3 separate regions of the Homo sapiens genome follow, and regions 1 and 3 are each linked to region 2. The links are chromatin loops, found by intact Hi-C in ENCODE. Cell type or tissue: heart right ventricle. All regions are shown on one strand. Each heading gives the region's core, and the rest is flanking DNA. Links, peaks and the distances in the headings are about the cores only.

The links. A loop is a pair of places that touch in the nucleus more often than their neighbours do. Peaks named below come from ENCODE experiments on the same cell type or tissue, not always from the same donor. Only the 100,000 strongest peaks of a DNase experiment are listed, where the experiment ranks them.
Region 1: it touches region 2 in a loop (2.0-fold over the local background); 13 of 110 quality-filtered maps call a loop at or near these places.
Region 3: a loop joins it to region 2, with 2.4 times the contacts of the local background. A loop is called at or near these places in 5 of 110 quality-filtered maps.

Annotation. Positions count from the first base shown.
Region 1 is chr12:116,604,800-116,615,319 of GRCh38, reverse strand. No RefSeq gene overlaps it. Among named protein-coding and RNA genes, the nearest start is that of MAP1LC3B2, 51 kb to the right of the region's middle. In heart right ventricle, for the core only: a CTCF peak has its summit at 5,390 (motif pointing right); a DNase peak (open chromatin) is centred at 5,401; H3K27ac peaks cover 1,208 bases.
Region 2 is chr12:116,691,886-116,702,405 of GRCh38, reverse strand. LINC03088 (long intergenic non-protein coding RNA 3088) reads right to left here. Exons shown (of 2, transcript XR_007063473.1): 2 at 4,227-4,551. Among named protein-coding and RNA genes, the nearest start is that of LINC03088, 36 kb to the right of the region's middle. In heart right ventricle, for the core only: CTCF peaks have their summits at 4,693 and 4,894 (motif pointing right); a DNase peak (open chromatin) is centred at 7,160; H3K4me3 peaks cover 241 bases; H3K27me3 peaks cover 158 bases.
Region 3 is chr12:116,239,175-116,249,694 of GRCh38, reverse strand. The region is part of intron 1 of MED13L (mediator complex subunit 13L); the gene reads left to right. Among named protein-coding and RNA genes, the nearest start is that of MED13L, 33 kb to the left of the region's middle. In heart right ventricle, for the core only: no CTCF peak of the experiment used is centred there; no DNase peak of the experiment used is centred there; H3K27ac peaks cover 2,412 bases.

The sequences.
Region 1 (10,520 bases), core at 3,313-8,312, 88 kb after region 2:
GTGGGCGCGTTGGCTGGGCATTAGGGGGTGTTTCTGTTGTGCCTCGAGCAAAGGGAGGCTTTATTCACACCAGCATCTGTTCCAGAGAGGTCTGAAAAGCTCAATTAGTCAGCAGAGCATGTTGGAAAAATAAAACCCCGAACTGATGTGTTTGAGGTCATCCCTTGGCTCATTTGAATGTGGGGAGCCAGAACTCCTGACCCTTTACTTCCATTGGCCTCAACTGGTACTTGAAACTCTCTAATCTGAACTCTAATTCTATAAATACCTCCAGTTTTTAAAAATGTATATATATATATATATATATATATTTAGCAAAAAGCTTGAAACCAAGAAACTAGTTAGCCTCTTCTATCTTTGAATTGATTTAATTTCAATTAATAAAGTTGGATTAAGATTGGGGAGCCTAATTCGGATTTGCAGGGGAGAGGGGGCTTACTCTGTGCCCAGCAGAGCCAGGCAGAGTTCTGGCCCCTTTTCTATTTCCTCTGACCAGCAGCTGATTCCTTTGATATCTCATCTTGCATCTTGTCCAAAATAAATGATGGGCGCGATGCAGGTTCCAGTAGCATGGAGAGACCGTCTGCTGGTACCATCTGATTCCTCAGCAGGCAGAGCCACACAGTCCTGGGAGGCAGTGGCCACTGGTGCGGATTTATAGGCTGCAGGTGGGGGATGCTACCTTGCCCTTCACACAGGAAAACAGCCTAGGGAGAGGGCATGCTTTGTACCGCCTCGGGTTCCCGTCCCCAGAACTCATGCCGGGAATTCACCTGGACTGCAGATCCTACAGGAAGCTGCCTGTGTGATGGATTACCACCAACTTGCTGTGTGACCTTGGGCAAGGCACTTTCCCTCTCTGGGCCTAATTTGTCTTACATGTAAACAGAAAGGACATCATCATCATCATCACCATCATCATCATAGTTAATGAGTGCATCCTAGATGATCTCTTAGTATGCTTGCCAAAGAACCTCTGTGGCTGATATTATCATCCTCATTTTACAAACAAGGAGTTGTGACTCAGAGAGGTTAAGTCACTTGCCCGCTTTACAGAGCTAGTAAGTGACATAGCTTCAATTCGGGCTCAGTCCCCCTGACTTCAGATCCTAAGCTTTTAGCCTCCCACATTATAACATCAGGCACTTCTGCACATTCTGTCTGTGAATCCTCAAAGCAACCATATAAGGTCAATGCCATTGTTACCCGCATTTTACAGATGATCAATGGTCTCATAACATTTTTTCCACCTGTGAAGAAAGCTATTATTATTTTTCTTTCTTTCTTTCTCTTTTTTCTTTTGTTTATTTAATTATTTATTTATTTGAGATGAAGTCTTGCTCTGTTGCCCAGGCTGGAGTGCAGTGGCATGATCTCGGCTCACTGCAACCTCTGCCTCCCGAGTTCAAGCAATTCTCCTGCCTCAGCCTCCCAAGTAGCTGGGATAACAGGCACCCACCACCATGCCTGGATAACTTTTATATTTTTAGTAGAGACGGGGTTTCACCATGTTGCCCAGGCTGGTCTTGAACTCCTGACCTCAGGTGGTCCACCCACCTTGGCCTCCCAAAGTGCTGGGATTACAGACATGAGCCACTGTGCCTGGCAAAAGCTATTATTTTTAAGTTCAGGAGAACAGTGACAGGCGTAAGATGAGGAAGGTCAGTGCTCAGCCTTCCTGTTGTCTGAGGGAAAAGGATGGAGCACACGGGATGAAGAGTAGAAGAAAAGCGAAGACGTGACCCTGCAGAGTGCAAACTCCTTGGCCAGGCCCGCAGAGCCCTTTCCAAGCTGCCTCTTGTGCCTCTCCCATATCAGAACGGCCTTTAATTGCTGCAAGCCTAGGCGGTAGGCACTGTTCCCATGAGCGTTTCACAAAGGCAGAGCAGGAGCAGCTAACGAGGTACTCCAGTTTGCAGAGCTCTTATGTGGAGCTGCAGGACTTGAACTTGAGCCTGTCTGAGTCCAAAGCCCTAGCTTTCTATCCCTTTGCCATCTATCCCACCTCCTGGCACTGACCCTGACCTTCTGCTCTGGGCCACTTGGGACCTCCCTGTTCTACAAACACCCGTGCCTTCTGCTGTCCTTGTTTTTCTGTCCAGCACACCCCTTGTCTATTGGTCACATTCCTTTACTGTCATTTGATCAGGGCCAGTTCAGCAATCACTTCTAAAACAGTTTTTCCTATGTATGCCTGTAGTCCTAGCTACTCGGGAGGCTGAGGCGGGAGGATCGCCTGAGCTGAGAAGTTTGAGGCTGCAGTGAGCCGTGATCACAATACTGCACTCCAGTCTAGGCAACAAAGAGAGATCGTATCTCTCTAAAAAAAAAAAGAAAAAAGAAAAAAAAAAGTTTTTCCTAATGCCTCAGGCAGAAGTCACCTCTCCATCTGTGTCTCCAAGCTACAGAAACGACTGTTGGATGACAGTGGTGGCGATCATCATCACCGTTACTATTATAAAATTGTGTGCAGGACGTAGTGCTCAGCGTTAACACAGACCCCATTCGACCCAGTCCCATCAACCCTGTGAAGTGGGCGCTCTGACATCTCCAGCTCACTGATAAGGACACAGTTTCAGAGATGCTAAGTTCCTTTCCAAGGGCCCCTTGGCTAGAAAATGCAGGGCCTGTGCTGCCATCAGCAGGAGGAGGTATGAGGACAGAGGCAAGAGGTTGGAGTGATGCAAGGGAGAAACCAGGAGCCAAAGAATGCTGGCGGCCTCTAGAAGCCGGAAAAGGAAAAGGAGTCCAGGTGTGGTGGCTCAGGCCTGTAATCCCAGCACTTTGGGAGGCTGAGGTAGGCTGATCTCTTGAGGTCAGGGATTCGAGACCAGCCTAGCCAATATGGTGAAACCCTGCCTCAACTAAAAAAAAAAAAAAAGTACAAAAATTATCCAAGCATGGTGGCACATGCTTGTAGTCCCAGCTACTCGGGAGGCTGAGGCACAAGAATTGCTTGAACCCGGGAGGCAGAGGTTGCAGTGACAGAAGGAGTCTCTGTCTCAAAAAAAAAAGAAAAAAAAGGGGGGGAAAGAAAAGGGGTCATCACTGTGTCACCTTCCCCCAGGCCTGGTGTACAGAAAGACTCAGCCTGTGCTTGTTCAGTGGGCACTCATAGGCTGGGCGTTATCGATGTGCATACAGGACTATGAAAAGATTTCATGACTGGGGGAGGTGGCTCACACCTGTAATCTCAGCATTTTGAGGGGCCGAGGTGGGCAGATCACTTGAGGCCAGGAGTTCGAGACCAGCCTGGTCAACATGGTGAAGCCCCATCTCTACTAAAAACAGAGTGGGTGTGGTGACGCGCCTGTAATCTCAGCTACTTGGGAGGCTGAGGCAGGAGAATCACTTGAACCCAGGAGGCAGAGGCTGCAGTAAGCAGAGATCGCGCCACTGCACTCCAGCCTGGGCAAAAGAGCAAGGCTCTGTCTCAAAAATATATATGTATATATTTCCGTTGTCGGGCATGGTGGCTCATGCCTGTAATCCCAGCACTTCGGGAGGCTGAGGTGGGAGGATGGCTTGAGCCCAGGAATTCGAGGTGGCAGTGAATTATGATCACACCACTGTACCCCACCCTGGTCAACAGAGCAAGAGCCCATCTAAAAAAAAAAAAAAAAGGATATCAAGCTCCCGTCCTGGAATGTGAGCTTGTAACCCAGAATCTCCCAGCTCTCAGCCTGGCTTTTCTGACCATCCCTCCAGGTCAGCAGGACTGTCACCCAAGCTCATGCTATATACATCCTATTCCAATGAATGTGGTTCTTTTCTGTCTGGATTATTGTTTCCAATTATTTGTCCATCTCTATGGAAACATTTCTTAAAAATACTGTACATGAACTTGAATTTTTGACCGGCAAGGTCTCTGGAACAGGTCTGTGAGCATGGAGCCGGTTTACACCGAGGGAGGAGGCACCACCCTCCCATCCACCCCTCGGTGACAGACTAAGCAGTGGAAACACATAGCCTCTGGGTGGGGCAGGAAGCCTGAGCTCTGGCCCCAGGCCCACCCTTAACACTCTCTGTGACCTTGGACGAGTCATTTCACACCACCTCCGTGTACTTCCACTTTACTTCCTTACTTGATTTTTGTTTTTCTATAGAGACCGGATCTTGCTATGTTGTCCAGGCTGGTCTCGAATTCCTATACTCACCTAGTCCTCCTGCCTCGACCTCCCAAAGTGCTGGGATTACAGGCATGAGGCACCATGCCCAGCCTACTTCCTTACTTGTAAAGTGAAAGGTTGATCCAAATAATCTCGAATGTTCTTTTCTGCTCAAAATTTGATCTTCTCTACACTCTCCTAGTCAGGAATGTTGTTGCTCTGCCTCCTGAGTGGCCGTGCTGTGCAGCATCTTTTTGCACCCTCTAAGGCTTGAAGAGCTATGAGCAGTTTTTTGAACATAGAATAATAATAACAATAATAATACCAATGAACACTTTCCATCTGATACTCCTCTGCCAAGCACTTTGCCTGTCTTATTTCATTTAATCCTCACTGCCCCAGGGGTAAGCCTTCCCCCTCTACATTCCAGAAAGTCTTTTTCACAGAAGACCTTTGCTTAGAAGGTCTGCCTTTGTTTAACGGAAGACAAACCTTAGTTCTCTTCTTTTTATTTTTTAAATTTTGAGACGAAGTCTCGCTCTGTTGTGCCAGCTGGAGTGTAGTGGCGCCATCTCGGCTCACTGCCACCTCCACCTCTGGGATTCAAGTGATTCTCCTGCCCCAGCCTCCCGAGTAGCTGGGATTACACGTGTGCGCCACCATGCCCAGCTAATTTTTGTATTTTCAGTAGAGACGGGGTTTCTCCACGTTGGCCAGGCTGGTCTTGAACTCCTGAGCTCAAGTGATCCGCCTACCTTGGCCTCCCAAAGTGCTGGGATTACAGGCAGGAGCCACCACGTCCGGCCTTAGGTCTCTTCTTGAGCTGACCCGCTTGGTAGTCTGAGTAGTTTCTGGAGGAGTATCTGGAATGTTCTCCTAGCTTCTTAGAATAGAATCATCCTGGCCGGGTACAGTGACTCACACCTATAATCCCAGCACTTTGGGAGGCCAAGGTAGGTGGATCACCTGAGGTCAGGAGTTCAAGACCAGCCTGACCAACATGGTAAAACCCCATCTCTACTAAAAATACAAAACATTTGCCGGGCACGGTGGTGGGTGCCTGTAATCCCAGCTACCCGGGAGGCTGAGGCAGGAGAATCGCCTGAACCCAGGAGGCAGAGGTTGCAGTGAGCCGAGATAGTGACATTGCACTCCAGCCTGGGCAACAAGAGCGAAACTCAGTCTCAAAAGAAAAAAAAAAGGACAGAATCATCCTTTCAGCCTTTTATGGGAGCTCGCTGTGTACATGCTAATCAATTAGAGCAGTGGTTCTCAACAGGGGGCAGTGTTGCCCCTGTAGGAGGCATTTGGCAATGTCTAGAGGCATTTTTGGTTGTCACATTGGGTGGGGGGTGCTGCTGTCATCTGGCAAGGGCCAGAGACAATGCACAGGACAGCCTGTCCCCCGCAAACAAAGAATCATCATGCTCTAAATGTCATTAGTGCCCAGGTAGAAACTCCTGGGCTGGGGAAGACAGGGGTGTCTGCCTATTTCCCTTTTAGTGTCTTTATTTCAGAATGAGACCAACAGCCAAGCCAATGTCTACAAATAAACAGCCTATGATGATTTCTCCTTCCTGGTTGCAATTGTCCAGACAAAGGAAAGAAAGTAGCCTGTAGCTGGTTCTGAGCCTCCCTGCCTGTTCTGAAGCCTCAGAGGCAGCATTCGCATCTCCAGACAGAGATTTTAGTGGTTGCTGCAGAAGAATCCTCAAAGGCGTTTTCAGCTCCAGTCCCTGGCCACAATTTAAGGATAGAGTCTGCCAACCATTTGTGAGGCTAAGTGGGAGGAGGAGGAAAAGAAAAAAAAGGAGGAAGCCATTTCTTAGCACCCATGGGGCCTAAATAAGAAGCAGTCTTTAAGCGGTTTGACTTTCTTTAAAAATCACTTTTGTAGTGACATCAACTTGCCCTCTGTTCTTGGCAATGGAAGAGCTTCTTGAGATGAGAAAGCCTGGGTTACTTCGGCTGCCTGCTCACTTCCATTAAGTTCTCTGTATGTTGCAGCCTGACTTCTGCCCAGTCCTGTGAGTTGGGGTCCCAAAAGCCAACAGAAATGTCTCAATCACCAAAGGTACAGGCATCCTTTTGTTTTTAAATTTCAATCACTGTAGGGGAATGAGTAGTTTTTGGTAATGTGAATGAATTGTATAGCGGTGAAATCTGGGCTTTCAGTGTACCCGTTACCTGAAAAGTGTACATTGTACCCAATAGGTAATTTTTCATTCCTCATCCCCGCCCCGCTTCTGAGTCTCCAGTGTCTATGATACCACTCTATGCCTCTGCGTACCCTTAGCTTAGCTCCCAACTAGAAGTGAGAACATGTGGTATTTGGTTTTTCATTCCTGAGTTGCTTCACATGGGATAATCGCTTTCAGTTCTATTCAAGTTGCTGCAAAATACATTATTTTGTTCTTTTTTATGGCTGAATAGTATTTCATTTTATATATATATATCATGTGGCATATATATATATCACATGGTATATACATAATATGCATATAATATATACATGATATATATACATATATATACACCATGTGACATATATACACACACATGTATATACACACTGTGTGTGTGTGCATGTATATATATGTCACGTTTTCTTTATCCATCCATTCATTGGTTAGTGAGCACTTAGGTTGATTCCATGTCTCCGCAATTGTGAATTGTGCTGTGGTAAACATTTCAAGTGTAAGTGTCTTTTTTTTTTTTTTTTTTTTTTTAGACAGAGTCTTGCTCTGTTGCCAGGCTAGAGTGCAGTGGCACCATCTCGGTTCACTGCAACCTCTGCCTCCCTGGTTCAAGCAATTCTCCTGCCTCAGCCTCCTAAGTAGCTGGGACTACAGGCATGTGCCACCATGCCGGCTAATTTTTGTATTTTTAGTAGAGACAGGTTTTCACCATGTTGGCCAGGATGGTCCCAATCTCTTGACCTTGTGATCCGCCCGCCTTGGCCTCCCAAAGTGCTGGATTACAGGTGTGAGCCACCGAGGCAAGCCTGCAAGATGTCTTTTTTATCATGGGGCATCTTAATCCTCAGGCTCCTAACTCTTTTGCTGTATTTGGTTTCACTGGCCCCTCCCTCTTTTGTGTCACTTTTTGCCCCTTGGTGGATCTCACTGTGCTTCCCAGTCTTCCTCCTACCTGCTGATGACTCCTTGTGGGTTTCTTTTGTTGGTTGCTCTTTGTGGGACCCAGAGTGCCAGCCTGCCCTCAAAGCTCTGCCTTAGCTCTCATCTCCTCTTAAAATCGACCTTCAAGTCTGCCTTCATATGGACTTCGTGGGCCTGCCACTGTGCAGTCACACAGGGCCCATGTGCTTGGTGTAATGTTCTGCTGTCAGCCGTCTTGAAATTCTTTTTATTTATTTATTTATTTTGAGACAGAGTCTCGCTCTGTTGCCCAGGCAGGCATACAGTGGCACGATCTCAGCTCACTGCAACCTCTGCCTCCCGGGTCCAAGCAATTCTCCTGCTTTAGCCTCCCGAGTAGCTGGGATTACAGGTACATGCCACCATGGCCGGCTAATTATTGTATTTTTAGTAGAGAGGGGGTTTCACCATGTTGGCCAGGCTGGTTTCAAACTCCTGACCTCAGGTGATCCACCCGTCTCGGCCTCTCAAAGTGCTGGGATTACAGGCGTCAGCCGCTGTGCCTGGCTTGAAATTTTCATACATTTTGAACAAAAGACCCTGCATTTTCATTTTGCAGTGAGCCCTACAAATTAGGTGGTTGGTCCTGCCTGTAGGTACCTCCAACATTAGTACTTCCAACAAAAGTACTTGGGCAAGTGACTTAGTTTCCCTGTGTCTCAGTTTTCTTGGGTTCTTAGATGAATTCAATGAAATCACACTTAGAAAGTACTAAGCGTGGTGTACGAGCACCAGGGACTTGACAAGTGCTGGTTAGGATCATGGTTTCTCACGTCTCTCTTGCCTGGAGCTGGTTTTCTCTTGCTCACCTCATTTAAAGGGATGACCAGTTTCCTAGTCATTCCAACTTGTAGTCTTTTAATTATTGGTTCCTCCCATTTAACTCTGCCCAGTCAATCAGTCATCAGCTCCTCTTTATTCTGCATTTCAGATGTTTATTAAACTTTTTCTCTTTTTGGCGGGGCATGGTGGCTCACGCCTGTACTCCCAGCACTTTGGGAGGCTGAGGCGGGGGTATCACGAGGTCAGGAGATTGAGACCATCCTGGCTAACACAGTGAAACACCGTCTCTACTAAAAATACAAAAAATTAGCCGGGCATGATGGTGGGCGCCTGTAGTCCCAGCTACTCGGGAGGCTGAGGCAGGAGAATGGCGTGAACCCAGGAGGCGGAGCTTGCAGTGAACCCAGATCGTGCCACTGCACTCCAGCCTGGGCAACAGAGCAAGACTCCATCTCAAAAAAAAAAAAGAAACTTTTTCTCTTCTTACCTCTCTGCAGCCACTGTGGAGACTTAGCTTACATGGACTGTTACAATGGCTTCCTAATAAATCTCTATGTCTACGGCCTTTTCTTTTCTTCTTCTTCTTTTTCTTTTATTTTTCCAAAATAGAGAAACTTGATCCAGCAGCTGAGATGAAGTCAAACTGGTCCAACAGGAATTTACGCAAATGCCCATTTGTCCTTGAGGATGGTTCTTTGAAAGAGGGTAAGAAAATAAAACCAACATCAGTGCCTACTTGTGTGCCAAGCTCTGGACACACATGTTTTTATTTCATCTTTACAAGGACCCTATTAAGTAGCTCTTGTTATCTGCCATTTTGCAGAGAGGAAATCAAGGCTCAGAGAGACGATCTGACTTGGACAATTTTCGAGTGACACAGCTGGATTCACTCTCAGATCTCTCTGACTTGAAAGTATCTGTTGTCCAGAAAAAAAGACATAAGTGGAAAAATCAATGAGACCTGAAAATAGGAGCTTAGTTTTAGTTAATAGTAATGAACCCATGTTGGATGGTTTTGATCATTGCAGGATGGTTATGTGAGCTGTGAAGAGTAGAGAAACTTGGGTGATGGTTATACGGGAACCCTGCACTATTTTACACCTTTTTTTGTAACTCTAAAATTATTTCAAAATAAAAAGTTACAGCCAGGCATGGTGGCTTATGCTTGTAATCCCAGCACTTTGGGAGGCGGAGGTGGGCGGACCACCTGAGGTTGGGAGAGCCAGACCAGCCTGGCCAACATGGCAAAACCCCATCCCTACTAAAAATACAAAAACTAGCCAGGTGTGGTGGTGCTTGCCTGTAATCCCAGCTACTCGGGGGAGGGCTGAGGCAGGAGAATCGCTTGAACTCAGGAGGCAGAGGTTGCACTGAGCCGAGATCGCACCACTGCACTCCAGCCTGGGTGACAGAGTGAGATTCCATCTAAAAAAAAAAAGTTACGTAAACTGCACTTTGGGAGATAAGGATGTGTCAGTGTAGGTTCATCAACTGTAACAAATGTACCACTCTGGGGCAGGATGTTGATGGTGGTGGAGGCAGCACATGTTTCGGGAAGGAAGTGTATGGGGAATCTCTGTACCTGCTGCTCAATTTTGCAGTGAAACTCTCAAAATAAAAGTCAAAAACTGTTGTAAAAAATAAAGTCCATTTAAAAAAAGGAAAGAAACTACCTGCTGTCTCCTCTGTGTGTTCTCTGTACGTCTCACTGAACATCATGATCTTCTGCAGAACAATCCTCCACCCCTTACCCTCGCCCCCATACACACACTCATGCCCATGCACACACAATGTGCTCACACAAACTCCACAGTGTCTTTGCACAGGGAATATCGCGCCCATCAGCGAATCCAGCTGCAAGCTGTACCCTCCTCCGAAGCATCAGTAGGAGTCGTGAAAAGCAGATAATAAAAGGGTGCATGTGAATTACACTAGTAGCTGTGTTCATCTACTCACCCCTCCTTTCTGGCTACAAAAATGCAACGGTATTACTTGCAACTTATACGTTGCAAAATGCCTTTCCTGCCTCTCCCCCTCCCCTGTATTGCCTCCTCCCCTTCCTCTTCGGGTTGGCGTGTAACCTCAATGATCCAGCCAAATGAGTTATTTGAGATGGAAACGTTAATTTATTTGAGCAGATGGGCGTCAACGCTGCTCGGTAAAAAGGTGGCGGTATGCCGTATTGGCCCAGAGTGGTGCAGATGAAGTCCTGGCTGCCTCGCTGAATCACCGAGTGTGAACAGAATCATATGTTAACGGCACTAAGGGAAATGCCTATTTAAGCCGAGCCCTTCCAGAAAACAAATCATTAGCCCCCGATTTTTGTTTTAAATCTGGATTTTCACATCTCAGGTTTGCTGAGGGTCTGAAAAATCTGAAACTCATTATTTCTCAAAGTGTGGTCCGATGACCGCCCTCCTCGGAGTCACCCAAGGGCTTATTAAAAACACAGATTTGGGGGACCCAACCC
Region 2 (10,520 bases), core at 2,543-7,542:
AATAATAATAATAATGGAATGATAGACTAGCTAGGGAGTGAAATCATCAGTACCCAGGATACCATCTTATGCTCAGGAGATATTTTAATAAGTATTTAGTGAATGAATCAAAAAGATCAATCATTCTGTATGTTGACTTTTTTGTTTTTTTTTTTTTGAGACAGGGTCTCATTCCTTCACCCAGGCTGGAGTGCAGTGGTGCGATCACGGCTCACTGCAGCCTCAACCTCCCAAGGTTCAAGTGATCCTCCTGCCTCAGCCCCCCAAGTAGCTGGGACTACAGGCACAAACCACCATGCCCAGCTAATATTTGTATTTTTAGCAGAGACAGGATTTCGCTATGTTGGCCAGGCTGGTCTCGAACTCCTGGACTTAAACAATCCCCCCGCCTCGGCCTCCCAAAATGCTGGGATTACAGGCGTGAGCCACCATGCCCGGCCTTGACTTTTGACTCACTTTTCTTTTTACCATACCCAGCTGCTTTATCCTGCCCTAAATGCCTCAGTCGTTTCAATAAATATTTGTAACACTGTTCAATGAGAGCATGTGTTTATAACTTTTCTTTCAGTCTTTAACAAAAGGCACAAAAATGTGATTTTCTAAAATGTACGGAAAAATGTGTACACAAATATTTACAACAGCACTATTCCAGTAGCCACAAGGTAGAAATAGCCCAGATGTTCATCAGCAGAGGAATATTTAAACAAAATGTGGTCTACCCATGCAGTGGAATATTATTCAACCATAAACAAAATGTGGTCTACCCAAACAGTGGAATATTACTCAGCCACAAAAAGGAAGGAAGTGCTGATCCATGCTACAACATGGATGAAACTCGGCAGCCTGATGCTAAATCCTAAACAAGAAGCTAGTCACAAAGGCCACATCATCTATGATTCCACTTAACGAGAAATGGCAAATCGGAATATAGGCACATCTGTAGAGACAGAAAGTAGATTAGTGGTTGCTTGGGGCTGAAGGGACTGGGGGAAATGGGGAGTGATGGCTAATTGATATGGGATTTCTTTCAGGGAGGTAATGAAAATATTCTAGAATTGATTGTGAGAATGGCTGTGCAACTCTGAATATACTAAGAAATATACGAAGATGGCCAGGGGCGGTGGCTCATGCCTGTAATCCCAGCACTTTGGGAGGCTGATGTGGGAGGATCACTTGAGCCCAGGAGTTTGAGACCAGTCTGGGCAGCATAGTGAGACCCCAGCTCTTCAACGAAAAAAGCAAAGGAAAGAAACATACTAAGAATACACTTGTATGTGTGGCATGGGAGAATGGAACCCAGCACAGAGAGCTGAGTGGGCTTGAGCAGACAGACCTGGGCTTCCATCCAACTCTGCCCCTTACACGTGGCATAATTTTAAACCAATTCTAAACCCTTCTGAAGCTGGGAATTTTTATTTGTAAAATTGCCAAGATGCATCGTAATACCCTCCCCCACAGGTTTTTAGGGGGGATTAAAAAGATAACATATGTAGGCTGGGTGTGGTGGCTCACGCCTGTATTCCCAGTAACTTTGGGAGGCCGAGGCAGGCAGATCACTTGAGGTCAGGCGTTTGAGACCAGCCTGGCCAACATGACAAAACCCTGTCTCTCCTAAAAATACAAAAAAATCAGCTGGGCGTGTTGGTGCACGCCTGTAGTCTCAGCTACTCGGGAGGCTGAGGTGTGAGAATCGCTTGAACATGGGAAGCAGAGGTTGCAGTAAGCCGAGATCATGCCACTGCACTCCAGTCTGGGCAAGAGAGTTAGACTCAGTATAAAAAAAAAAAAAAGAAAAAAAAAGAAAAAAAAAGATAATATCTGTAAAGTTTTTTGCCCACACTGTGTACAACAGAAATTTGTTTCAGTCTCTCTTCTAAACCAAGAAGCTATGATTTGGTAACCCTCAGACTAGCAAAAATGCTTTCTACTGAGTCCTTTTGCTCTCAGAATCTTCTAGTGGGCAATGTGGCTGAGTGAGCCCAAAAACATAGCGGGATTTGAACTAAGCTAAAATCCCTATTTAGATGTCCTCTGTAAGTTAGATTCCACGCAAGCCTATTTTGTCCTGCACTGCAAGATCCTAATCCAGCACATGGCCATTCATGAGTCAGTGGGACACGCACACTAGCCTGGAACTAATTCCGTGATGGCAGTGGCTGCTATGGCTGTAGGGAGGGTGTCTCCCCATCTCTGTCTGGTTATCCCCACCCCTGCCTTCACCAACTCATTCTTGAAGGCCCCGATTTGCAGAGTGGCCTTATTGCGGGGGTGTCTCTGGGGGTGTACCACCTGCAGGGTTTTTCCTGCACCCTTTGAAAGGAGTTTCTCCTGGATGAATGAGGATTCTTCAAGCTACTTCACATAAACAATGCAGCAGATAAAGGTTTGCCTTCAGATAAGGATGTGCTAAGGAAGATGGGGGAGAAGGTAAGGGGTATCTAGAAATGTCTCCGCCAACCTTGAAGGTAAAAGTCACATTGGTCCTGCCTTCAGACACCCCAGGACCCAGATGAAATTAATTACATCCCCACCCCTGATCCCTGGCCTCTCATTCCCCAGTTGTAGGCATCCAGGTGACCATGAGCTCCATCCATGGAGAACTGAAGGGTCCTCGAACTATCCAGAAGGCAGGACTCAAAAAAGGGGAATGAATTCCCCAAGACGGAATCTCCAAACGGGGTGGTGGCGGCTGGAGAAGGGGAAATGTTTTGGACGAACTGCAGCAGAAGGCTGACCTTGCAATCCTTAGGAAAACGGAGTAAAATGGGAGAAAGATTCTATTGGGTTTTGTTTTGAGACGGAGTCTCACTCTGTTGCCAGGCTGGAGTGCAGTGGTGCGATCTTGGCTCACTGTAACCTCTGCCTCCTAGGTTCAAGTGATTTTCCTGCCTCAGCCTCCCAAGTAGCTGGGATTACAGACATGTGTCACCACGCCTGGCTAACTCTTATATTTTTAGTAGAGACGGGGTTTCACCATGTTGGCCAGGCTGGTCTCGAACTCCTGACCTCAGGTGATCCACCCGCCTCAGCCTCCCAAAGTGCTGGGATTACAGGTGTGAGCCACTGTGCCCGGCCTCTATTGGGTTTTGACATTGTCAAATTATCTTCTATACTGAGAGATTAAATTCAAATTCCCTTTCCTTGAATAACCTTTCTAATGGGCCGGGCATGGTGGCTCATGCCTGTAATCCCTGCACTTCGGGAGGCCGAGATGGGAGGATTGCTTGAGGCCAGGAGTTCATGATAAGCCTGGTTAACATAGAGAGGCCCTATCTCTATCTAAAGAAAAAAAATCCTTTCTACTGACCAGAGACACTTCTTTGGAGACCTTCATTTGGGGCCTAGACACTTAATAACAGTAATGACACCATGGGAAAAGAGCTGTCCAATCAACAACTGGGAATGGGGTAGTTTGGCCTGCAGAGCGGGAAAATCATAGGCAGATGCAACAGACCGCTGAATGCAGAGGTCTGCAAACTGTTTTCATAAAGGGCCAGACAGTAAAAATATTTCCAGCTTTCTAGGCCTTATACTTTCTCTAGCAGTCACTTAACCCTGCTGTTTTAGCTTGAGAGTAGCCAGAAACAATATGTAAACCAATGAGCATGGCTGTATTCCAATAAAACTTTAAAGAAAGGTCAAGGGCTGGATTTAGCCCTTGGGCCATAGTTTGCCAACCCCTGGCTTAGCAGACCAGCCTCAATTGCTCAAACTCCTTTCCCTGTGTTGTTCTTTATTTTAGAGGCTAAGTGCTAGAAAAGCTGGAATCTTCTTCTAAATGCTCCTAAATGCAGGTTGCAGAAAAACCATGAAAGGCCACCTTCAGAGAAGGACATTGACCAAGTAGAAGCAACAGGAATTTGGATTTCTATCCGTACAACAGATGCTCAGAAATGACAATTGTATGCTCTTCCCATTGTCCCTCAATGGAAGGCTGGGTGTTTTAATTAGCTAATGTTGGCAAATTGCTTTGAAGAAAATTGTAAAATGTTTCATCCTACAAGTGCCAAGAGTCTTAATTAGCTTTCCTTAAAGATACCACCTGGAAATGTGATATTGTGTTGCTTGAGGTCCAAGCGTGCAAGAATAACCTGCAGATGAAAAACCGGTTTTTAAGCAAACATCACCGAATAAATGGATCTCTGCATCGACGTCACATTTTCTTCCTCCGGCTGAATCTGATTCCCAGCAGCTGGGGTATTAAACCCCACAAATGGAGGTTGTGGTGGTGGTGGTGGTGGTTTTATTCTGCGAGAGCCTGGTGACAACGGGGGCATGAAACAAATTAACCCATCTATTTGTTGCCGCCGCCGTTGCCTTTAGGATTTTTAGCCTGTGCACTGGAGGCCCGGCTCTGGCGTGTCAAGGTTACAGAGAAGAGGAGGCTGGCAGCCACTCAATCATACAGCAGGGCTGGCTCTCAGATAACCCGGTCGGGGAGAGATGTGTGCATGCTCTGTCGCTCTTAACAGCTGGATAATGAATTTGCACTCCAACACTCTTGTTTCTTGTGGTGGCAGCCACGACAGCAGCAGCATCTGATCTGTGTCACTGTCAGAAGCAAGTGAGATGTAGTTAATATGGACCTTAGCCACTGAGATGCATTGATTTGGAATCTCTGGCCTCTGACAAAGTCCCCGCTAAGTTGGTGGGGCCAGGCCCCGTGTGAGAGGAGGTGGCAGGGTTTAGGGGGAATCAGGGGTCAGGATTCCTCAGTCTTGGCACTAGTGACATTCGGGGCTGGGTGACTGTGGTGGGGGCTGTCCTGGGCACTGCAGGACGTTCAGCAGCATCCCTGACCTCTCCACCCCCTAGATGCCGGTAGGAGCCAGCATCCCCAGCTATGACAACCCCGAATGTCTCCAGACATGGCCTAGTCTCCAGTGTCCTCTGGGGGGCACAATCGCCACTAGTTGAGAGCCACTGGCTTAGGGTTAGAAGCAGGGCTTGGAGTCCCTTTTGTCAAGGACACACCTGGAGCAGGGACCTCATGGAAAGTCAGCTCCAAGGTGGCTCTTGATTTCTGTCTCGCACCCTCAACTAATCCCTCAGCAAATCCCTTCTAGAAGCTACAGCCTGGATGGCGCAGTCTTTTTTTTTTTTTTTTTTTTTTTTTTGAGACAGAGTCTTGCTCTGTCATCCAGGCTGGAATGCAGTGGCATGATCTCGGCTCCCTGCTCCCTCCACCTCCCGGGTTCAAGTGATTCTCCTGCCTCAGCCTCCTGAGCAGCTGGGATTACAGGCACCTGCCACCACGCCCAGCTAATTTTTGTATTTTTAGTAGAGACAGGGTTTCAGAATGTTGGCCAGGCTGGTCTCGATCTCCTGACCTCAAGTGATTCGCCCGCCTTGGCCTCCCAAAGTGCTGGGATTACAGGCGTGAGCCATTGCGCCCGGTCCTGGATGACACATTCTGATCCAGACCACACCTTACCACCCTGGGGCTCCTCTTCCCCTTCCAGCCCCTACATTTCTTGCCTAGGTGACCCAGCATCCTCCCACCTAGTCCCCAGCTCCTCTCGGCTCCTCCTAGGCTGTTCTCCTTGCAGCAGCCAAAGGAACCCTTTGGAAGCTTAAGTGAGAGCATCTCTGGCCCTGCTGGGACCCCCAGGCTCCATCACACTTAGGCTGAAACCCCCAGATCTCTCCCTCGAGGCGTGCATGCTCCCACCTGCAGTGAGGGCGCCTCCTCCAACCCCATCCCCTCTGCCTGAGACCTTCCGTCCACAGACATCCTTCATCTGCTCTGGGTCCTTGCTCAAGTGTCCCTCACCGGAGGCCTTCCCTGACCCCTGCCTTGAACAGCAGTCCTCTGTCTTCCCTAGCCCAGGAGTTATCAGCCTGGGCACCAGTGACATTTAGGTCTGGATAATTCTTTGTTGCGGGGGCTGCCCTGTGTGTTGAAGGGTGTTTAGCAGCCCCCCTGGCCCCTACATTCCAGCACCTCCCTCCCCAGATGATGACAACCAAAAGTATCTCTAGACATTTCGAGATGTTCCCTGGGGGGCAACATCGCCCTGATTGAAAACCACTGCTCTATTCCTCCCGCTTTCGTTTCCCTCACGGCACTCTCTGATATCCTGATATCCTCCCGGTTTGGTTGTTTGCTTGTCTTGCTCCCTGGAATGCAAGCTTTGCAAAAGCAGGGACTTAGGTTTGATTCTTGCTCTATCTCCAGGGCTTGAACTAGAGCTTGGCACATTGTAGGTGCTCAATAAATGTGTTGTGTTGAAGGCATGAACTTCGTACTTTTGAACAACCAGGGGAGGTGATGGGGTCATGGAGTTGGGGCAAGACTGGCCTACAGAATGTGCTTTGCTGGTTATAGATGTCTGCTTTCTGCGAGTTCTTACAAATACAGAGAAAATTTCAGGAAACCTCCAGGAAACCTCATCCAGGAACTGCTCTAAGAAATGCTCTGGGGCTGGACACAGTGGCTTACGCCTGTAATCCCAGCACTTTGAGAAGCCGAGGCGGGTAGATCACTTGAGGTCAGGGGTTCAAGACCAGTCTGGCCAAAATGGGGAAACCCCATTTCTACTAAAAATATAAAATATTAGCCAGGCATGGTGGTGTGTGCCTATAATCCCAGGTACTCGGGAGGCTGAGGCAGGAGAATCACTTGAACCCGGGAGGCGTAGGTTGCAGTGAGCTGAGATCGAGCCACTGCACTCCAGCCTCCAGCCTGGGCAACAGAGAGAGACTCTGTCCCGCCCCCACCACCCCCCCCCCAAAAAAAAAAGAAAGAAAGAAAGAAAGAAAGAAGGAAATGCTTTGGGCACAGGTCTGGGGCAGAGCCCAGCAAGCAGTGTTTTTAACAGGTGCCCGGATGTGTCTGCAGCTCACACTTGGAGAAACACTAGCCTCTGTTAGGAGTTAACTGTCCCTTGGGTGCAAGCATTTGCAAACGGAAGGATAGGGTGGTCAGGAGATTCAGAGAACATTCTAACTTTTGTTTGTGGATGCATTGATGATTTCCTCTGTGGCTAGAGATGGCACCTGGAATCTGGTTATGTAGCAATTTTTCCGCCTTTCCTTTCTTCTCTTCTCTCAGCATGGCTAAGACACCCAAATGGTCAGCTGTGGTTCAGTGCCGAGTCCTACTGACCCAGGCACGTGCATTGGTGTTCCAGGCGAGCTGGGCATGCACAACCGCGTCTTCCTCCTGCCAGCCCTGCTGTTTTAGCTCTTCGGCACTTGCCTGCTATCTCTGCTCTCTGTAGTCAGGGTGCAGTCCCGAAAGGTTTAGTGATTAGGAGAAACTTACTTCCAATTGAGGTTCTTCCAACAGCTCTGTGACGTCGGGCAAATTACTTAACATCTCTCAAACTCAGTTTGCTGATCTATAAAATGGAGATGACACCTTGCCCTCCCTTTTGCCATGAGGATTAAATTAAATGAGCAGAGTCCTCCTCCCGGGCTATCCACTCTGAGCACCGAGGAGTTGCTACCATTATTTCCTCCTTATCAGGGGCCCTCATTTAACCCACTCGGCCCTTGCCAAGGGTCACCTGCCTCCTCCTCCCTCTTCCTCTCCCGTCCTGCTCCCCCACCTCTTCTGTGTCATCCGTCCCCACCAGCGAGCAGCCCCCCTCTCCTGACGATCCTCCCCTCGCCCTCCCCTCGCAGCATGCGGATCTCATCACTGTGATTACACCGTGTTAGCCACAGTGATTGTTCTATGCCTTGGCACCTCATTACTGAAATAAAGTTAACATTAATGGGAGTCCTGCAGCTAATCCCTCCGCTCACCTCTCCTGAAAATGCATTCCGGTGATTAGCAGGAGAGACACATGCATATATTCATTTTAAAACTGTTCCCCTCCTCCCACCCTCCCTTCGCTTCTACCCACAGACACTGGGAGATGGAGGCCAGGGGGTCTTTTAGCTGCCAACGGGCTGAGGACGGAGACGGGGAAACCATCCCGAACAGGGACTCGGCAGGGCCTGGGGAGCAGCCAACTACCCCCCCAGAAAAAGAAACATATCCGTTTCCTTTAGGTGGGGTGCAAGTAAAAACAAAACCAACTAGCAAAACACATAGGCCCTGGAGTGGGACAGATGAGGGTGTTGCGGGGAGGGGGGCAGTGTGGTCCTAGCCCTGCCACTTACTAACTAGGACACTTTGGTGAAATTGTCCTAACCTTGCTGATCTCCAGTTTCCACCTCCGATGAAGGGGGATGCTAACTCACATCTTAAGTTCCAGTGCCCTGGGATGAACGTGTCAGATTCAGATGTGGGAGATCCCAGCCCCACGACTCCAGCACTTGCACGGTTCGCTTCCCTCCCCTGGCCTATGGAACTGGGCGTCAGCTGTGTCCATGGGGTCCCTCTCAGCCCTCCCCACTCCCAGTGCCGGGATGTCCCCTCTCCTCTTCCGTTCCAGAGCGGGCGATGCCATCCCATGCACAATACAATGAAACTAATTGCTTGGTGGTGCATTCTCCTTTATAAGAACTACTAGCCCCCAGGGACTCTGCAAACCTGCCCGCTTGCCGATCTGCAGACAAATAAATGATCCTCCCCCAGGACTCAGGAGACGGGCTCCCGGGTCTGCTCAGGTAACCCGCGGCACTCCTTTGGTGCATTTTTCCCCGTCCTGATTAAAAGTGGGGGCAGGTGACCCCCGTGCGACTCCCACTGGCGGCAGCCAAGAAACGGGAGCCGGAGAACAGCAGAGGGAGGCGTGGGACCCTGTGTAATGAGATTCGCAGACGCCGTTCCTCACCCTCCGTGTCAAGGAGACATTTTCAAAAAGGTTTGACACAGCATCCTCGAAGATCCCTTTGCCAAAACACAAGGTGGAGGCCCCTGGAGTACTTTAAGCCGGCTTCTGTTAACAGAGCAGTCCGTATGCATATTATAATCACGCCGCTCCAATGCCCCGTTAAGCAGCTGTTCCCACAAAGAGGGACAATAGTCCAACCCCACCCCTTTTAGAGCTGATTTCAGTCTTGTCTTTGCTGGTGCCAATTCTTTGATCAGTTTTCACTTAGGATCTGGAGGGCATGTTACAAAGTGCTTTGGGCTGTCTGCCAACAGGCACCTCACTGGCACATGACAACAGCCCAGAAGTGTCAGTGCTGGGAGAGAGACAGAGCTCGCGGGATGCCTTTTAAAAAATAATTATATTTGAATTTTAAAAGCAATCTTCATATATGTAAGTAGCTTCATTTATATGGAAAACTATGCTGGTTCCTCTACCCTTTTAATATTTGATGTCGCATCAGCTTCCTTCACAGTTGGGATAAGCGGTCCGTGGCTTCTTGGGGACTTTTTGGACTCCTGGGTTAAGAAAAAACAATGAGAGGGCTAGAGACTATTATTTCTTTCCCATTTCTCCTCCATTCCCCTTCCTCCTGCACCTCAACTGGATGCTTTGTTGCTAGATCGATTGTAGAAGATCTGGAAGGGCAAGGTGGGGAATTGGGAGTTGAAAAATAACTTTTGTTTGTCGGTGGTGGTAACTATCATTTATTTTATTTTTTGATTGTGGTAAAATACACACAAGATTTGCAATTTTCCTTCCTTCTTTCTCTTTCTTTCGTTCTTTCTTTCATTTTTGACAGGGTTTCACTCTGTCACCCAGGCTAGAGTGCAGTGTTGCAATCTCAGCTCACTGCAGCCTCAACTTCAAGGCTCGAGTGATCCTCACCTCAGCCTCCAGAGTAGCTGGGACTACAGGCATGCAACACCATGCCCAGCTAATTTTTGTATTTTTATATATTCTTTTTTAAGACATGGGTTCCCCCTCTGTTGCCCAGGCTGCTCTCAAACTCCTGAGCTCAAGCAATCCTCATGCCTTGGCCTCCCAAAGTGCTGGGATTACAGGTGTGAGCCACTGCACCTGGCAAGATTTGCCATTTTCAATGCCCAAAAAGATTATGTCAGCTAATGTGTACACCTAAAAGTGGTGTGCAGTTGAGTGACATCGTGTGCATAGACACTGTTGTGCAGCCATCACCACCATCTATCTCCAGAACTTTTGCACCACCCCAAACTGAAATTCTTTGTGTGTGTGTGTGCGTGCGTGTGTGTGTCAGAGTCTCACTCTGTCACCCAGGCTGGAGTGCAGTGGTGCAATCTCGGCTCACTGCAACCTTTGCCTCCTGGGTTCAAGCGATTCTCCTGTCTCAGCCTCCCAAGTAGCTGAGATTACAGGCATGCACACCACACCCAGCTAATTTTTGTTATTTTTAGTAGAGACAGAGTTTCACTATATTGGCCAGGCTGGTCTTGAACTCCTGGCCTCAAGTGATCCACCAGCTTCGGCCTCCCAAAGTGCTGGGATTAAAGGCTTGAGCTACCATGCCCAGCCCCCAAACTGAAATTCTATAGCACCCATTAAACAGTAACCTCATCTCCCACTCCCTCCAGCTCCTGGCAGCCACCATTCTACTTCCTGTCTCTATGATTTTGACCGTACGACAGGCCTCATCTAAATGAGACCCTCATTTTGTGTCTGACTTCTTTCACTTGGTATCATGTCCTCAAAGGACATTCATCCACGTTGCAGCAT
Region 3 (10,520 bases), core at 1,887-6,886, 450 kb after region 2:
TTCATTTTATATTTTGCATATTTGAGCTGTGGAAATTTTACTTAGTTAAAAAAATCCCCCATTTCTGTCCTTATGTTTGTGTTTTTCTTTAAATTCTTGACCATATTTATAATAGCTGCTTTAATTGGCTTGTCTGTTAATTTCATCATTACTTTCATTTCTGGGTCTGTTTCTGTTAAGTGACTTTTCTTACAGTCATGAGTCCCATTTTTCTACTTTTTGAATGTCTGGTATTTTTTATTGGTTGCTGGACATTGTGAGTGTTGTTGAAAGTCTGGATTTTATTTCCTTCCTTTAAAGAGTTGAATTTTGTATTGGCTGGTAGTTAAGTTACTGGCAGTTAATAAGATCAGCCTATTATTATTAGCATACTTTTTTTCTGAGGCTTGATTATTAGCTTGGGTTAGAATAGACTTTATGCTAGCACTGGTTTCCTCCTTATGAGGTATGGTCATTTTATGGGCATTATTCAGTGCCCAAGGTGTTTAACAGTGTTTTTTCTCTCTGGCTGTTCAGAACTTGACTGCCTCCCAGCTTTAGGTGAACTCTTGGAGTGATAGCTCCCAGTAGTTCTCTGCCTGACCTTGTTGAATTTTACTGTTTGAATGTGCAGCCTAGTACTTAGGAACAGTTTCAAAAGAGCCTCTATCAGATCTTTGGAGCTTTTTTCCTGAATATTCTTTCTGGTGATCTGTCTCCACAAATTCCAGCTGTCTTGGCCTTTGTAGGGCCCACCTCATTTGTATGCCTTCTCTCAGGGAGTCTAGCTCTGTACTCCCTGTTGTCTAGTGTCTGAAAACAGTAATTTTATATATTCTGTCCAGTTTTCTGGTTGTTTATAGTTGGAGAACAATTTGGTGCTTATTTATATTTTAAATGTCACATTTGTCTGTGTATGTTATCCTAGCTCAGGTATCAGCAGACTTTTTCTTATAGAACCAGAGTAATTGTTTCAGGCTCTGGGCCATGTGGCCCCACTTGCAACTCTGTGGTTGTAGTTTGAAAGCAGCCACAGACAATATGCAAATAAATGGGACAGTTGTGTACTGATAAAACTTTATTTACAAAAACAGGTGGTTAGCCCCCAGACCACAGTTTGCTAGCCCTTGAGTTAGTTGACTGAAATAGAAATGATATTAGAATTATGAAATCTTATTGTTGGATGGAATCCTTGAGACTCTTATTTCAGGTGTGAAAGGAACCCTTTAAGTCATATTGTTCAATTAGCCCTTTGATATTTGAAGCCACTCTACAGTGTCCTAATCTAGTATTGACCAGCTTCTCCTTAACCCCCCATATCTATGATTAACTCTCAGTCAGGGATTTATTTCTAGAGGGAGCTCTCACTGTTGTTGTTGCTTTAATCATCAGTTTTTCCATTTGGTTCTGTTGATACCACTTGGGACTGTGCTGAGCAAATGTAATTAATCTTCTACATATCAGCCTTCCATATAACAGAAGACTAAATAACTTCAGAATCATTTTAACTATGTATTAAGTTCATTCAGCTGTGTTATTTTTATCACATGGCTTTATTCTTCTATTTTATTCTTGTTGCCGTGTTAATTTGCTTGAAAGGATTGAATGTGCGGCTAGATAGCCTCTAGCCATATGACATGTTTAGATTTCCTCACCAGCCTAGTCTTTCATCTCTTTATTTGTTGCATTTTACCTATATTCTTAAAGTATGGAGCTAGGAGCTGAAAGCAGTACTGAATAATGACTGATAATTTAGATCTGTTGAATAGGATCAAGATTTCTTACCTTTATTAATGTAGCTTAAGATGGCAGCTACTTTTAAATATCTACTTCACATTGTTTAATTGTAGTAAACTTATTGTCAAATAAAACCTCTGAGCCCTTATACTTACGCTATAAACCAACTTTTAAAAAATCTTTATACTTTTTAGTTAATGTTGGTAAACTGAGCAGTGAAAAGAAAATGACACTTGAGGAAAACATTTATGAATCAGCACATATGCATATGTGTGTGTATATATATATACGTTAGCATCTTTTATATATGACCTCATTGTATGGAGGAATACCACATTGTATTTCTCATAACATGGAAATAACCAGTCAGATGGGAGGCCCAGTGTCTCGTCAGCAGCCCATCTACACAGGGAATCCTTGGCCAGCAACATAGCTATGGCTGAGAAGAATTTGAGCAGAGCCAGATGGGATGGAGCATGCAGCTAGAAAGATGTCTCTGTCCAGCTGGGTTTTAATAGTCTAAAATGGAGAAAAGAAACAGTCAACAACAACACGTTATTTTAACACATGGTTAAATAACCTTTTGGCTTTTGCAGCACAATTTATGGGATATTGTTCTTCAGTTTAGGAATTTGTCTAGAATAAGTCTATAAAGTAGTATAAGTGAGTTCTCAATATTAGTAGCTTTACATTCTATTACCCCATTTTGATTAATTTTGTTTAAATTTCCTTTTTTTTTTTAAAGCAGAGCTATATACTCTTACAGAATTCAATTAAAGAATCAGATAGGTCTACAAGGTTTATAAGAACAGTATTCTGCTCCTGCCCCTATTTTACCTTCTTTAGAAGCAAACACTCACCCTCTTTTGTTGATTATCTTGGTTCTTACTTAAATGTTTCTAAATACTGAGGTCATAGTTACTTTTAGATTTTTCAATTCTATATCTTCCACTATCGAAGAGGAGGGTTTAACTCATTCTTTCTGCCTCCTACAAAGCAGATGCCCTTTTAAAAATTTCCTCTCTCCCTCCCTCCCTTCCTTCCCTCCCCTCCTCTCCCCACTCCCCTCTTCTTCCCGCCTCCCCACCTCCCCACCTCCCTCCCCTCCTCTCCCCACCTCCCCACCTCCCTCCTCTCCCTCCCCTCCACACCTCGCTCCCTTCCCCTCCCCACCTCCCTCCCCTCCCCTCCTGTCCCTCCCTTCCCCACCTCCCTCCCCAGCCCGCCACCACCTCTAACTCCTTAGCTCAGGTGATCCTTCTGCTTGAGCCTCCTGAGTAGCTGGGACTACATATGTGTGCCACAATGCTTCAGCTGTGTCTGTCAGTCTGTATATAGAGACAAGGTCTTGCTGTCTTGCCCAGGCTGGTCTCAAATAGGTCAAGTCGTCCTTCTGCCTTGGCCTCCTAAAGTGCTGGCATTACAGACATGAGCCACAGGGCCCAGCCTGCTTACTTTTCTAAAACTTAACTCATCCCCACAGTTTTTGCCTATTGTATGAAACCCCTTTAAGACTCTCAGATGTATCAGGTGTTTTATTAGTTTCACCTTCCTGAAGAAGTCTTTACGGACCTGTCATAATCTGGATTGGTTGCCCTCTGCGCTGGTGTATAGTTGGCATCCTGGAGTCATCATTCGTTATGATTTTAGGGATTTATTTTATTCCCTCTCAGGTCTGTTTCCTGAATCTTCAGACTTCTTGGTGTATTCCCTCCTTTTGGTAAGTACACACCCAGTAGCTTCCTGAGAAAGGGTGCTTTTTTTTTTTTTTTGCATGTCTAAAAATGCGTTTATTCTCACATATTTGATAGAAAGTTTAGGCTGGCATAGCCATTTAATATTTAGTTTGGAAATAATTCTTTAGCATTTTGGAGTTATTGCACCTTTGCCTTCTTGCTTGTGGTATTGCTGTTGAGCAGTTAGAAATCCTGATTTTGGATATGTGACCTCTTTTTATTATATGGAAACTTGGAGGATTTTCTCTTAGTCTGCAGTGTGCTGAAAGTTTACAGTGATATGCCTTCCGCGAGTCTTTCTTAATCCATTGTTCTGAGCACTCAGAGAGCTCTTTCAATCTAGAAATTCACATTCTGTTTTTCTGGGAAATTGTTATGAATTGTTTTGTTGGTCATTTCCTCTTTATTTTCTGTATTTTCTCTTTCTGAAAGCTCTTGTATTTGGATTTCAGCTTCCTCGTATTTGGATTTTCAGCTTTCCCCCATTTTCCATTTTTGTTTATTTGTTTCACTTTCTGGGAGATTTCCTAAACTTTATCTTCTAAACATTTTACTAAGTTTTATCATTTCTGGAATCATTATTTAAAAATTTCCAAGAGCTTTTAAAAAATTCTCTCCTGAAATAGCATCCTGTTGTTTTTAAATGGTTGCACCATTTTATTTTGTTGAGAATATTCTTGGTGTTTTTAAAGTTTTCTTCTCCCAATGTTGTCTTCCCTTCTAGCTGCTTTTTCATTTGTTTTTGTTTCTGTAATTCCTCAGTGGTTTTCCTTAATTATTTAGCAATTCTTGGTTGTATGTTCATGTTTAGGAATGGTGGACTAAGAATCTGCTTGGAATTTCTGAGCATGTGACCGACATTTGCTTAACTGTGCGCCTCACTGATCTGGGTGGGCTCTTTAGTTGGGGAACCTCTCTCTGATCTCAGTATCTTGAGGTCTTTTCTGTGGAGCTAAGATTTCTCAGAGAAGACTTTTCCAAATTCCTTTCTGAGGGATGAAGACTGGCTGCTAGTTTTCTGGGTGCTTAGAGGGCAGTGGTAGGGAGGGGGTGGTCCTTGGCCTTCATTCTATATATTTCACCAAATGCCCTGTTTTCACTCTGGTTCCGTGCCTTCAGTTTGCCTGTGTCCTGCAGTCCAGGTACCCTCTGTTTACTGTCTCCAGAGAATACATTTGCATTTATTTGCTGGGGTGAAGAAGGGACAGTAGTTCAGCTTTGTGCAGTAGAGAAGGTACCTGGGCATCTGAGTGCCTTCTTATTTTATTTTCTTTTCTTTTAATTTTATTTTGTGATTGGGTCTCACTCTGTTGCCCAGGCTGGAGTACAGTGGTGTGATCACAGCTCACTGCAGCCTCAGCCTCCCAGGCTCAAGAGACCCGCTCACTTTAGCGTCCCTAGTAGCTGGGACTACAGGCAAGCAGCGCCATGCTTGGCTTATTTTTTAATTTTTTGTAGAGTTGAGGTCTCACTATGTTGCTTAGGCTGGTCTAGAACTTCTGAGTTCAAGTGATCCTTCTGCTGTGGGCCTGCCAAAGTGTTGGAATTACAGGCGTGAGCCACTGCACCCAGCTGAGCGCCTTTTAAGCAGGCTTTTAACCAGTTGTTCTTATTTAATCTCCTCTCTGCCTTTCAACCCTACTTCCAAAATACCTGTATTTAATTCCTGAGGCTGAGGGGATTCTGTGTCAATTGGGTTGTATCTCTTTCTTCATGTTTAGGATTCAGTTTTCTTACGTATTGTAAATCTCCTTATCAGAGCATCTGCTTCTTAGCCTTCAAAATTTTGATGCTATATCCTCTCTTGTTCCACCTGCCGTTGTAATTATATAATTTAATGAAATAAAACAATGAAACAAATGTTTTTCTTGATGTCTTACAGGGGTTTAGGAGAGAGCAAAAGCAGATGTGTATGTTTATTTTGCTGTCTTTACAGGGAGTTGATTAGTTATGTTTTAACAGAAGTTTTCTATTACATGTGACTTTTTTCCTTCCTCTGAGTTGAGAGGTGACTTAATATGTTTACTGTATTAACCTACTCTACTGCAGTGGTAACCCTATCATTGGAGGAAGTGAGGTGAGGCCGACTTGGAATTTCCTAATGCATGCTTGTCAGCCTCAAATGATCACAGCTGCCTTTTCTATACACCAGCCTAGAATCCTGCCCAGGATGGATACGTTAAACTAATTGGTTTGTACTTCTGAGGACTCTTTCAATAGTTTCCTGAAATGTTGACTATCTTCTGGCAGCTTTTCTGTTCTTGATGGGTAATAAGGGTTCCATCTCATTTACAAGTTGCTTTTATGAGTGGGATGTAATTAGCCTGGGCCAGGAGACTTGAACTGATTTATAGTATCTAGGTCAACCCTATCACTTTATAGGTCCTGAATCTGAGGTGCCTTGAGGTACAGTGGATTTCCTAACATCACATAGGTAAATGGTTGAAAAACCAGGCCTTAGGACCTAGACCTCCTAATTTCCAGCCAGTGTTCTTTCCATGATACTACACCATGGGTTCATTCTAATCAACGTCTCTTGATTTTACTGTGTTCCTTGACCACTGAATGTGGTTTTAACTCTGAGGAGCCATATTGCAAGTATGTGCTGTTGGTCACAAGGGATCTAGTTGCTGTGGGTCACTGCAAATAAATAATCTCATTTCCTGTATATTGTATGTGAAGAATAGGACACTAGGAATCAATATAAATTTTCTTTGAATCACATTCATGTCAGTTAGGAAGTGCATTTATCCCTGTTTTGTTGTAATCTATTTAATTAGAACTGTTTGGAACTGACTGTAGTAGCTGTTTGTTTAGGCCAGGGGAGTATCTGCCACTTAACCCATTTATGCCTAATGTTCCATTATTGGAACACTAAACTTGTGGGAGTTATTTATATCCTACTGCTCAAGGTCATTGCCAAGGTCTGATTTTTCACAAAAAAATTTGCATCCTCCTGCATAAATGGGTTAAGTTCAATTTTCTGAGAACCCTGACTACCCCTATACCACATGCCAGCCATTGCTGAGCAGATTTTCTTCCAGCCTGTCTTGCTATCAGAATAGTGATTTTGTTGGTTCGTTGTACATATTATCTAAGAATTAGTTTATGTAGATACCATCTTATAGTGATAACATGTAAAAGAAGGCATATAATTATCTGAGTGAAATAAAAGTCTATTCATGGGATGATACGTGGGCACTCTTATACCAGTTTTCTTAATACCTCAGGAAGACTAAAGAAAGATTTATGAACTTTCTTAAATTAGAAAGTATGGCCATGAGCTCTAGTCATTGCTAAATTGAGTTGATGACAGTTTCTTTGTACTATTTTATAATCCTCTAGGGCTAATTTTTACCATTTGCCTTATGAAGCAGCATGGCAGAATGGAAAGAATTTATACTTTAAATTCAGTTACAGCTTAAATCTAGTTATATTTGGGATCTGCCATTTGCTACCTGTGTGGCTCTGGGAGAATTATTCAACCTTTCTGAGTCCTAATTTCTTTAGCTGTCTGTTGTGAAGTTTATAAATTATATATGAAGTCACTAGTATGGTGCTCGGTATTAGAAATAATATATGAAAACTCTAGTATGGTGCCTGGTAGTAAGTAGATGCTTGGTAAATAATGATGTTGGTGGTTATTATACATAATGTGCATATAGGTTTCCTTCTTTGTATATTTTAATTTCATCGTTTTGGTTCTATATTTTAGAAACCATGTAGTTTAAAACTTAGATTTAATTAAGGATTGTCTTTTTGACAGTGAGAAATAATTGTGTTTGGGGATAATTTTGAATCTATAATTATTTTAAAGGTTTGCTTTAAAATTTTGAAATCATTAGGTAAAGAATTTTGTGTTGTAGAGATAAACGTTAGTCAGAAATTGAGACAGTATGGCTGGGCACAATGGCTCACGCCTGTAATCCCAGCACTTTGGGAGGCCAAGGCAAGCGTATCACCTGAGGTCAGGAGTTCGAGCCCAGCCTGGCCAACATGGTGAAACCCTGTCTCTACTAAAAATAGAAAAATTAGCTGGGTGTGGTGGCGGGCACCTGTAATCCCACCTACTTGGGAGGCTGAGGCAGGAGAATGGCTTGCACCTGGGAGGGGGAGGTTGCCAAGATCATACCACTTCACTCCAGCCTGGGCAACAGAGCAAGACTCCATCTCAAAAAAAAAAAAAAAAAAAAAGACAAAAGAACTTGGAGTGCACTTAATTTTTAAACTATAAATATGATCATGGTCTATGAAGACATTTTACTCTTAATTGAATAAACATCCACGATGGGAATTTTTTTTCTTGGACAAACTATTTCAGTATCATTAAGCTGTCTTTTCTCTTACCAAACATTAACTCAAAATTTAAAGCTAAATCTTCGAACACCCATTTTATACTTAGTTATCTCTTTTAGGCTTGATTAGTGTTTCATTGTAACATTTTTCAATGAAGACCAATATAATGATATTTAGTTTTTAACTTTAAAGGAGCTGTTTTACCTGAATTAGTTACCAGGTGTTTAAGTTTGTAGCGTTGCTGTTGTGTCACTTGCATTTGTAAGAAAGATATCACTTGCTAGAACAACTTTGTAAAAAACAGATTAGGTGGTAGCAGCTTCCCTTTGCCACTGAGAGCATAGATGTACTGATAGGAAGTTAGTGGATGTACTAGGATTAGGAAACCATTCTCCTGAAACAATGCCAAATATTTTGTCTGCTCTACTGCCGGATATTACAGGTGAAAGTGTTGTAGTGAGTAAATTACCGTGCATAGATTTTCATGGGGACTGACTCATCTGATGTTTAAAGCTCTGATATTAATTTTCTAACACTTTAAATAAGGTTAATGTTATTAGATGTTATTAGTGATTCATATTTATTGTGTGTGTGTGTGTGTGTGTTTTTTTTTTGTTTTTTTGTTTTTTGTTTTTTTTTTAAAGAGACGGAGCCTCATTGTGTTGCCAGGCTGGAGTGCAGTGGCTCAATTTCGGCTCACTACAACCTCTGCCTCCCGGGTTCAAGCGATTCTCCTGCTTCAGCCTCCCAAGTAGCTGGGATTACAGGTGCACCACCACGCCCCGCTAATTTTTGTATTTTTAGTAGAGATGGGATTTCACCATGTTGGCCAGGATGGTCTCCATCTTTTGACCTTGTGATCCGCCCGCCTCTGCCTCCCAAAATGCTGGGATTACAGGCGTGAGCCACTGCGCCTGGCCTATTGGTGTGTTTTTATTACCTTCTTTCTCTTCCCTCATCCACAAGGCTCTTAGGCACAGAATACTTTCTTTAGCTTAGGTGATAAAAGAAGTTAGTCTTCTGCTTACCTTTTTGGATTTCAACTTCTTTTTATTTTTGTTTCCTTCTTTGATGTTTAAAGATTGATGTTAGGGTTTCTGATTAAAACATACACCTTGATGTCCGGGCGTGGTGGCTCGCGCCTGTAATCCCAGCACTTTGGGAGGCGGAGGTGGGCGGGTCACGAGGTCAGGAGATCGAGACCACAGTGAAACCCCCCCGTCTCTACTAAAAATACAAAAAATTAGCCGGGCGCGGTGGCGGGCGCCTGTAGTCAGTCCCAGCTACTCGGGAGGCTGAGGCAGGAGAATGGTGTGAACCCAGGAGGCGGAACTTGCTGTGAGCCGAGATCGCGCCACTGCACTGCAGCCTGGGTGACAGGGCGAGACTCCGTCTCCAAAAAAAAAAAAATAAAATAAATCTTCTGCTTACCTTTTTGGATTTCAACTTCTTTTTATTTTTGTTTCCTTCTTTGATGTTTATAGATTGATGTCAGGGTTTCTGATTAAAACATACACATTGCTTTTATTTGAAGAAACAAAGGAACTTGGCCAGGCGCAGTGGCTCATACCTGTATAATCCCAGCACTTTGGGAGGCCGAGGTGGGTGGACCGCTTGAGGTTAGGAGTTTGAGACCAGCCTGGCCAGCATGATGAAACCCCGTTTCTACTAAAAATACAAAAATTAGCCAGGTGTGGTGGTGCACGCATGTAGTCCCAGCTACTCAGGAGGCTGAGGCATGAGAATTGCCTGAACCTGGGAGGCCAGTGTTGCACTGCTGCACTCCAACCTGGGTGACAGAGCGAGGCTCCATCTCAGAAAAAAAAAAAGGAACTTGTAAGATAGAAAAATGGACAAAGGGTATGAACAGACAACTCAAAGTGAAAGAAATAGTACTACTACTAGTGGTATAATGAAAATATCATTTACAGTTTTTGCTATGTCCCAGACACTGTCTTTTATAAATGCTTCATATGTATACTGACTCATTTAACCAATGAGTTAGTGCAGAGCTGGGATTCAAACCCAGGAATGGTGGCCCCATCTGATCAAAGATGTGATACCGCATACTGATTTCCTCCTAGCAGAACAAGGACTATGTATTAATACAAGTACATACCGTTCTATTCAATTGGCCGATATTTTAAAAGATATGCAATTTGGGAGGTGGCTATTTGTATTGGGGAGACTATTAATTGAACAGTAACGTGGTAGCACTCATCATGAGTCTTGATATATTCTTTGGTAATTCAGTATCAAGCAATCTCTTTAAAGGAAATAATCAGGAAAATAACAGTGTTCAAGGATGTTAACCAATTATAGTAATTACAGTAGTGGAAATAAAATGGAAGATTGTCCAGTTGGTATGGGATGGCTAAATTATATTTTTTCCAATGAATAGAATATTATGCAAAGATTAAAAGTGTATTTTGAAGAATAATTAGTAATATATAAAAATAAGTGAAAAATATAAATCATGCAATATGGTTCCAACTTTAAAAAGTATATGTACAGAAAAAGAGGAAGGACATATACAGTAGGATGCTAGTGATTATTATAATGTGATTATGGTGTATTACTTCTGAACTTTTTATATTGGCCATGTAGTGCTTTTATATTTAGAGGAAACCAAGTAACATATAGGGAAACCCTAAATGATGCCAGTGCCAGCTTTTTACTAAACATATTCATTAAAAATTTAGATTTGCGTATCTCAGCGTAAAATATAAGTTACTGATTTTTAGATATTTTTAGTTTGTATATTATCTTTGT